Regions from separate parts of the Homo sapiens genome. Here region 2 is linked to region 1. The links are chromatin contacts, found by Hi-C or POLR2A ChIA-PET in ENCODE. All regions are on one chromosome and are shown on one strand. Each heading gives the region's core, a stretch centred on a gene start or an enhancer-like site at or near the end of the contact. The rest is flanking DNA. Distances are from core to core; before and after follow the strand shown.

Region 1 (5,005 bases), core at 1,253-3,752:
TATTTTTAGTTTGTCTCTTTTGTTGTTGGGGAGAGGATCTAGTGTATGTAGGCTTTGCTTCCAGGCTAGTTTAGCCCTACTAAGACATTACTCTTTTGTAGTCTCTCTTCTTTGGCTGGTAAGGAGTTTGAAACATTTTCTGCCCTCTGTGAGCTCTGGAATCATTCATCTTACAACTCCTTGGTGATCTTTTCTCAGAAGCTGACCTTTCTTGACTTCATGCAGTTCCACATGTGTAGCTTAATATTCAGCCAGGGACTCAATAGACCCCATGTAGATTTCTGGAGCTCTTCTTCAGTATTGTGTCTTCCAAATTTTAGCCACTTTGGCCTCCTTGTCTTCTCAACTCTGATCTCTGCCTACCCAGCTGGGCAAGACTACAGAATTTACAGAACTCTGAGGTTCCTCCTTCCTGTACCTGTGGTCTGGAAATTGCCTCCAAACAGAAAGCTAGGGCAATCTAGGGCTCACCTCATTTGCTTCCCCTCTCTCAGGGATCACAGTCCTCTACTACCTATAGTCCAATATCTGAAAGCAGTTGTTTCATATGTTTATCTAGTTTCTAGTTGTTTCTGGCAGGTAAGAAGTCTGGACCTTCTTGCTCCCTTACTGCCTTGTATGTCCATTAGTTTTTATAAAGACTGGTTAGCTAGTAAGACTATTAAATAGGATCTTTTCCTCCCTGCTGGCTCTCATTTCTGAGTAAAATTTTTGGGAGACTTGTTTGGCATAGGAATCTTGGGATGGGAGTATGCTTCACAGGCTTTACTTTTGGGTGGCTGGAAAAATGGCTGTCAGGATGTGGAAAAACTCTCAAATGTCACAATAAGAAATGGTTTACTCCAAGATCTTAGGTACAGGGATGGCAATAGGAATGCTAACTGGTGCAGTTACCCTATATACAGACATTTAGTTGACTCCCCTGAATGTGGGAAGAAAATGGCTGCCCTTCTTCCTCCCTTTTTCCATTGCACCTGTTGACTCGTAGTCCAGCTTCTGCTTCCTCCACGGTGCCCTCATGGCTTGTTCTAGGGCAGTGGCCTCCCTTCTAGTAAAAATATTTGAGCATGTCACTGATATTCACTGAATTATAAAAATTATGTACATATACAGATATATTATTATATATTTAATAAAAATAATGATTTTGAAATGAAGGGGTACAAAATACCTAAAAATAGAAGATATTTTCTTAATACATCTCCTGATTATATGTTCTTCACTTTGGAGACTACTATCTCTTTGGTGACTTCTTCCATCACCTTATTTCTGTTTATTTTCAGTCACCCAGCAAATTTACTAAATTCTCTCCTTTTTGTGTATGTGGGACGCCCTTTTGTAATTATGGGTTTATTTCTTTTACTGAGAAAGAATGGAGGCAAATATTTGTGATAGGTCCACCATTTTGAACTGGAAGTCTGATTACACTTCTTAAAATAAATTTTTGAATAATCAAAATGTCTTTTTTTTTTTTTTTTTTTTGCAATTCAGTTTGCTTTCCTGGTTGGGAGCAGAAGGGCTGCAGCCCAAGAATTGCTTATTACCTGCGGGAAGTTTTTGTTATGCAGCAGTTCTTAAATTTGGGTAATGTCAAAGGGCATGTGAACCAAGGAAGTTGTCTGCTAATTTCACCAGAAGCAAAAAAGTTTAAGAACAGCTGCTCTGGAGAAATATTGGGATCACATGAGATATACTTTTCCCCTATTTATTCCACATTCCTTAATTTAGAGGACAGTATAACCATCTGGAGAGGATCCATAATTGAAGAAAGAACATTGTTTCATTCTTCTGTTGCTGATTGCACCTGGCTATATAAATTCATTGTCATCTTCTAGGTTTTCATACTGTTGATATACCATCCCTGAAACCAACAGCTGATATAAATTGTAACATAGAAAAGCTAATTTGACATCATATTGGGAATGTTAGCCAATTGATTTTTCTTAAGGGAAACAAACTGAAAAAATAAGCCCACTATGAATTAATTCTTTGCAGGAAATTCCCATGTCTGATTATTTAAAAGAATAAATTCTGCATGCAAATGAATCATTACAAGCTTAATTGAAGCTTGCGGGATACTCAAGTTTACTCACTGTGGTGTGTTTTTGATGGAGACAGGAAGTGAAAAAGCAAGGTCTATGAGACTTTTTTTTCCTATGAAGTCTCAGCCAGTCTTTTAATGTTTCTCATTGAGAAACTTTGGTTGGGAGGGTAAATGACTCAAGGTATCTATTGCTGCTTAGCCGTTTTTAAGGGGGCATTTCCCCCCATGTTCCTCCCCTCCCCAAAATAGCTAATTATGTACTGGAAGTTTCAATACATTGTTCACAGTTTGTGAAGTCAGCATATTTCTGGAAGCTCACTGTGAATGTAATTCTTAACTGTACAAATGCTTTTGTTTCTCCATCTCTGCAGCTAGCTCTGTACTGTAAGGACACAATTCTATCGCTATTTTTTCCCTCACATTTGATGTGGTAGTTTGCATACAGCTGCAGAGTAGACAGTTACCTTTGAAAGGAACATTTGGCTGCTCTAATTTGATTAAAGAAAACCACCTCAATCATTTCTAGACTGAGAACGTTTTCATTTTAACTTGGCAGTAGGAGTTGGGAATGTACTCATTGCACTTAGATATGTGGGGGACCAGTTAGGGAACAAAACCAACTGCTTGAATGAAGAAAGCTTTGGTGCATTTTTTTTTTAAAAGCAAGCAGTATGATTCCCTTTCTGTTTCCCTCTCAAATTCTCTACAACCTTGATTTTCACCTCCATCTTCTTTTCACGGTTATTTACTTTGTAATTCCAGTAAACGAATTCTGGCAGGAATAGACTGCTACCCTAAAGTGATTTGTGATTTAAAGGACTTCAGGGTCCTTAAAAATTATCCCATTTTACATAGAAATAAAATCCCAAATCATGAATTACTATGAATTGCATATATTTTCTTGGCCACTGTTGAGAAAGGCAAAAAAAGTTGTTAGATCATGGGTGTACAGACCAAGGCTGGGAATTTAGTTGTAACTTACTTAGAAGAAAATTGCTCCTTGTCAGAAGGCTGCAGTCAACTCACATATATGCCCTTTGTTTCTGACATAGAAGAGGGTCTGATCACCAAATTAGTATGACAATTAAAAATAAATTCTGGTGATTGTGAATTGGCATCAACTTTATATATGTTTTTAGAAATGATTGAGCAGTGGTTAATGTCTGTACGGTAAACCATGAACAAACTTTTGAACCACAGCTCAGTAATTCAATATATGATATCCTTGTGAAAGGTACTGTGCTGTCATCTTAAAAAGTTTGAGTGTGGGCCAGGCACAGTGGCTCATGTGTGTAATCCCAGCACCTTGGGAGGCTGAGGTGGGAGGATTGCTTGAGGCCAGGAATTTGAGACCAGCCTGGGCAACGTAGTGAGACCTCATTTCTACAAAAAATATTTCCTAAAATTTAGCCAGGTATAGTGGCACTCACCTCTGGTCCCGGCTACTCTGGAGGCTGAGGTGGGAAGATCAAGGCTTGAGCCTAGGAGTTTGAGGCTGCAGTGAGCCATGATCACACCACTTGACCCCAACCTGGGAGACAGAGCAAGACCCTGTCTCAAAAAAAAAAAAAATTGAATGAGAAAATTTAAATTAAAAGTCTGAAGCTACACATGGGCCTCAGAAATAACAAACACTATTACTTATTGATTATTGGATATTATTGATTACCTAAGAGAGGAGGTCAAATGTGGGTTCACATTCCAGTTCTGCCACATGACTATGTGTCTTAACCCCATTATGCTTCCTACCTCTAAGCTTCAATGTCTTCATTTGTAAAATTAGGACACATATTAAGTGATGTCTCTGAAGTTAGGTACCTTTTAAGTGTTTTGTTTTGTTTTGTTTTGTTTTTTTGAGTTGGAGTCTCACTCTGTTGCTCAGGCCAGAGTGCAATGGCACCATCTTGGCTGATTGCAATCTCCACCTCCCAAGTTCAAGCGATTCTCCTGCCTCAGCCTCCTGAGTAGCTGGGATTACAGGCACATAGCTAATTTTTGTATTTTTAGTAGAGACAGGGTTTCACAGTGTTGGTCAGGCTGATCTCGAACTCCTGACCTCATGATCCTCCAGCCTTAGCCTCCCAAAGTGCTGGGATTACAGACATGAGCTGCTGCGCCTCGCCCTTTTAAGTGTTTGATACTTGTCAAGTACTTAGTTGCCTTACTTATTCCTCTCCTTCAGAATATTTTGTAGGGGGGTGGTTTTGTTAATAGGATTGGTGGCAGAACTTGACAAAATCTTCAAATTCTAATATTATGTGCATCTCTCATTCTCTTGGACAAAATGATTAAGTCCATTAGGAATCTCTCAAGTCTGCCTACTTTTTCTCTGGTTAAGTGTGACATTATATCAGGTAGTAGTTGCAAGGGCAAGGCATAGGTACTACGGACATAGGAGCTGTTCAACAAATGGTTGCTATTAGATGGAGTTACACTGTCATCTTGAATGCCACCTTCTGCCATCTTCAAGTGCTATAATTATTTCCACATTTAATCTCAAGACTGTTCACTCGAAGCCACCCCAGTTTGTTCTTCCTTCTGAGAGTCAAAGGCCAAGAAAGAATCTTTTCATTTTGTTTTTACACACGGTAAGGAGGGCGTAAATATTTTCAGCCACGTGTCTCAGTGTACAAGGATGGTGAAGGGACTAAAACGATGTTTGCCTAAAGTACCCTGCTACATTGGGGTTTGAGCACTCAGGATTTCTAGTAGATACAACATTATAACTGTAGTTGAATCCCAGGCTCGTTCACAATGCTTATTTATATAGCTGAAGAATGTCCAATGAGTAAAATACTGCAGAAAGCAATGCTGGAGACCTGTGGAAATTCTATGAGAAAATGCTGGGTACTGATTATTTATGTTACTTCAAATTTTCTTTCTCTCAATAAAGTATTATTTTGATATTTCTCCTATATAATTGCCTTTTTTTTTCTTTGGCGCTGGGGGGGTTCTCATTCT
Region 2 (5,005 bases), core at 1,524-4,023, 91 kb before region 1:
TATGTTAATAACAATGTATCAATATCAGTTCATCAACTGTAACAAATGTATCATATCAATGCAAGACATAAATTAATAGGGAAACTGGAAGAGCAGGGAGTGTATGGGAATCTCTGTTCTTTGGCTCAATTTTTCTGTAAAACTAAAATTGCATTAAAAATAAAGTCTATTAATTAAAATAAAATGCACTAACATAATAAAATTGTTGATCATTTGGACTTATTAAAATTTAAAGCTTCTACTCATCAAAAGACACCATTAAGAGAGTGAAAAGGCAAGATGCAAAGTGGAAGAAGATATCTGACATATTTAAATCACACAAACAATTCATATCTAGACTATGTAAGTATCTCTTATAAATTTATAAAAAACACAGGCTCAATTTTTTTCTAAATGGGAAAAAAACTTGAACAGCTTTTTACAAGAGATATCCAAATGACCGATGAACATGAATAGGTACTCAACATTACTAGTTATCCAGAAAATGCAAATTGAAAACAACATAGGCTATCTCTACACACACCGTAGAATGGCTAAAATTAAAAAGATTGACAATACCAAGTATTGATGAGGATATAGAGCAACAGAAACTCATAGGATGCTTTGAGGGTGTAAATTGGTAAAAACTACTTTGGAAATTTTGTTACCAGTAAAGCTGAGCATATGTGCACCGTATGATTCAGAAATTCAATCTGCAGGTATAAAATTAAATGAAATGCATACATATGTGCACAAAATGATAGTTATGAGAATGAGAATATTCCTAGCACATTATTCTCCATAGCACCAAACTAGAAGCAACCCAAATGCCCATTGTATTAGTCCATTCTCACACTGCTACAAAGACATACCTGGGACTGGGTAATTTATAAAGAAAACAGATTTAATTAGCTTGCAGTTCTGCAGGATGTATAGGCTTCTGCTCCTGGGGAGACCTCAGGAAACTTACAATCATGGTGGAAGACAAAGAGGAAGCAGGCACAGTCTTCACATGGCCAGGAGGAGAGAGAGGGAGTGAAGTGGCAGGTGCTACACACTTTCAAACAACCAGATCTTGTGAGAAATCCATCACAAGAGCAGCAACAGGAAAGTCCGTCCCCGTGATTCAATCACCTTCCACAAGGCCCCTCCTCCAACACTGGGGATACAATTTGACATGAGATTTTGGTAGGGACACAGAGCCAAACTATATTACCCATTAACAATAGAATAGATAAATTGTAGTATATATGTATAATGGAATACAATTTAGCAATGAAGAAAACTATATCTATCTATAAAAACATTAATGAACCTCAAAGGTATAACATTTAGCAACAAAAGAGTATATACTATGTAATCTCATTCAAATAAAATTCAAAAACAGGCAACATTAATTTATAGTAATAGGAATCTGTGCCGTGGTTACCTTTGGAGGAAGTAACAACAGGGACAGGAGCACATAGTAGGCCTCTGTGGTGGTGTTAATGTTCAGTATCTTGCTTTGTGTCAAAATCAAGCTGTAAAATTAAATTTATGCCCTTACAAGTCCATAAATTAAATTTAAATTTAATAAGTGAAACAAAAGCTATATCGTTGCCTAAATCAACCAACCATAAAGTCATGAGTCATAAAAATTCCCAAATTACTTTTAATCCTATCATTCCTAACCCTAAAACAGTGAGGCCCTCCTGATAAAAAGACGCACTCTCATTACAGACAGTCCAATGCTCTTCCTGTGCCCAGCACATTATTAATAATTAATAACTAATATTTTAGTGCCAGACACCACACTGACTAAATAGTTATTGTGGATGAATATAGTTAGGGTGGATAATAGTGTGGACTAAATAGTTAGTGTGGATTAATGCAAATCATGCATTAATATATTGAAATCTCCCAATAACCCTTAGAGATGGCTATTATTAAGCTACTCTATAGATGAGAAAGTAAATTTTCACAAGGTCACTATATCAGTCAATATCTTTCATTACAATTAAAAGAGACCAACTTTCGTTTAAGCAAAAGGGAATGTGCTTAAAAGGGCATTGCAGAACTCCCAGAGTTGCCAGGACTGCCAATGTGAGGACTCTGTAGCCATGAACAATACCCCAGATCAAGTAATGGAGCTGGTCCAATGTGAAAACACTGTCTTATTGCCCAGCACTGGTGAGTGTGGCCCACTCTGCCACACTGCCAGACCTGGAGCCCAGACACGGGCACTGGCAAGTCTGCCACTGCTCTGTGGGAGCTTGCCATAACTTCTGCCACCAGCACGACCAGCAAGAATGACTCTCAGTTCCCACTGCAGCAACCAAGTGCTGAGCACATGTTTCATGCCCTAAGGCAAAAAGGAATATATGCACTTAAAAAATCCCAGGTTTGGAAGGTGGCAAGTGGGAATTTGAACCCAGCTGACTTGGTTCCAAAACCAAAGGCTCAAATTTTTGCGAGGCTGTCTACAAACGGGTGATGTTACTTTACCATTTAAAGGACCAAATGAGGCAAGCAAATCCAACAACAAGCAAACCCAACAACACTTCATGTCACTGTGTCACTATCAGAAAGATTCAAAAATGAATTGCTTGACTAATTTATAGACAGAACAAAACTATTTATATGACAAATAGGGCTGCTGGAAATCACCAAGTGCTTTAATAAAGGCAGACAGGGAGGACCCCATATGACAGCTCATCCGAGAACCAGAACTGCACCATGTGGGGCCATGTGGCTGCATGCTGACTCAGAAGAGGGGTGGGGAAGGAGGGCCGCTTCTGATTCACCAAGACCACATCCTGCCCCTCCTTCATTCTTTCCCCTGGAAGCTGCATATCAATCTTCTTAGTGAAATCTCCCCAAAGCATGGGGCTCAGGTATTTTCAGCAAACGTCTGTGAACCTAAGAGTCCCATTTTCCAGGAACATTTGGCCCTGCTTCTTTTCAATGGCATTTAGGTGTGAAGTTGACTATGACTAAGTGTGAAGCTGATAGTCTGCACATGAATACTCAGGGCTTGATTTGGGTTATTTAGTTTTCCCTGTGTTTTCTTGGGCACAAACCAATATCTAACATCATATATATATATATATATATATATATATATATATATATATATATATATATATATATATATATATATGTCCTTTAAAAAACTGGCTTTAGCTGGTTTAAATCAGAAAGAAAATTCTTAAACACACAATACCAGTTAGGTAACAACTTGGGAGAAATGTGTTCTTTCTGACAATCGTGTAAATACATATTCATTATCATCAAAGACTAAACAAGCATGTCATCCTGCTCTGATTCATCTTAGGAAAACATGTGGTAGGCAATTCAAAATCCTTCAAATAAAGAATAAAAAGAGGCAAGGTCAAGTTTTTTGTTAAAGGAAATTTAGTAAAATTAGTGTATTTGTGGACTTTTTAATTTTGTTTGCAGTTTTGAAGGTTGGGGTTTTTTGGGGTTTTTTACTTTTGTTTTGGGCTATCATTATTATTATTGGTTTCTATGAAGGCAGTAGTGGGAGTTAGGATTAGAAAGGTTGTGGTAGTCAATATATGGAGGACTTTGAAAGGTTAGGGATCTGATCTTTATTCTGTAGGGAGGGAGTAATTCATAAAGGTTTTTTATCTACTTTATTTTTACAATTTTTTAGCCAAATAGAACAAAGAGAAAAGTGTGGAAATTTTAAGTAAATTTAATTTTTTAAATCACACGTTATGCAATCACCATTCATGTCAAGAAATAGCTACCAGCACCTCAGGAAGTTCCCTTGTGGTATTTTTAAATTTAAAAAATTATCAACTATAACCAAATAGAGTGAAAACGTAAAACATGTATGTTCTGTTTAACATGTCATTGCCATCAAGGTCAAGAAGTCTAAGATCGAAAGCACCCCAGAAATCTCCTGAGTTTAACTTTGAAATCTCCTGAGTTTAACTTCGAAATCTCCTGAGTTTAACTTCCAAATCACAACTTTCTCCCTCCGCATCCACCATTCCCAAACCATAAGGTAATTGCTACCCAAATATTTGGAATAACCATTTCTTTGTTTTACTTTGTTTTTACCACCTAGGTATGCATTGCTAAATAAGATAGTTTAGTTTTGCCGTTTTTGAACTTTGTTCAGATACAATCATGCTTGATGTTTTCTTTGTTGTTTTGCTTCTTTACCCAACAGTATTTTTGAGGAGTCATCCATGCTGATTCTTGTAGTTCATAGTCAATTTCTTTATTATAAATAATCTGTTGCATGAATATATCACAAGTTATTTATCCATGCTATAGTTGTTAGACAGTTAGTGGTTTCCAGGCTGAGGCTATTACAAATAATGTTAAGGCATTGTCTGTGTGTATGTAAGGGAAAAAGAGAGAGAGGATTAAGATGTATCTAGTAGTACTATGCAAGCTGAACTCAGATAGGGAGGAAAGAATCACGGAATTTAGTTGGGAGACTCAACCATAACAATCAAACATATGAGCTTAGTGATTAAAAAAGAAAGTAAGAAAGGACAGATTCCTAGCAGGAGTTCCCATTAATCTGCATTTTTGCCTGCTTTTGATGCTATCCATAATTTTAAATGTTTGCTAAAATAATAAGGAAAAATTAGCTATTGCTTTACATTTCAGTTCCCTAATTAGTAGTGAATTTGAGCATTCTCTTGTATTTTTTCATCAGACTATGAAAATTTGTGTGTAAATTGCCTATGCATATCCTTTGCCCATTTTTCTATCAACTAATTCTTGTCTTTCTTGCTGATTTGGGGGAACTCAGTAACTTCTGAATATTAATCCTTTGTCTATTACCTATATTGTATAGATATTTTACTTGCATATTGCTTATCTCTGTTCACAGTGTCTTTTGCTGTATGTAAATTTTTAATTTGTATATATGATGACTTTTTTGAGGTGTTACCTTGGCTAGGCTACAATATCTAATTATTCAATTAAACATCTAGTCTTAGTTTTCTTGTGAAGGTAGTTTGCAGATATAATTAAAGCCCTTACTCAAGTGACCTTAAATAAG

What was found. A loop is a pair of places that touch in the nucleus more often than their neighbours do. ChIA-PET counts read pairs that join two places held with the same protein, here RNA polymerase II (POLR2A). Pooled maps may share reads with other maps.
Region 2: a loop to region 1 is called in a map with no recorded cell type, with 13 times the contacts of the local background. The contact joins two enhancer-like sites. A Hi-C loop is called at or near these places in 6 of 37 single-sample maps with no recorded cell type and 13 of 50 pooled maps. POLR2A ChIA-PET finds 5 or more read pairs at or near these places in 5 of 52 experiments (activated CD4-positive, alpha-beta T cell, activated CD4-positive, alpha-beta memory T cell, activated CD8-positive, alpha-beta T cell and 1 more).

What each region holds. Positions count from the first base shown.
Region 1 is chr7:92,811,033-92,816,037 of GRCh38, reverse strand. All of the region lies in intron 2 of CDK6 (cyclin dependent kinase 6), which reads left to right. Among named protein-coding and RNA genes, the nearest start is that of CDK6-AS1, 23 kb to the left of the region's middle. Within about 2 kb of position 2,502, at least 3 of the 41 ENCODE cell types and tissues checked have a DNase peak (open chromatin) inside an H3K27ac peak, as active enhancers do.
Region 2 is chr7:92,902,224-92,907,228 of GRCh38, reverse strand. The region is part of intron 1 of CDK6-AS1 (CDK6 antisense RNA 1); the gene reads right to left. Among named protein-coding and RNA genes, the nearest start is that of CDK6, 68 kb to the right of the region's middle. Within about 2 kb of position 2,773, at least 4 of the 41 ENCODE cell types and tissues checked have a DNase peak (open chromatin) inside an H3K27ac peak, as active enhancers do.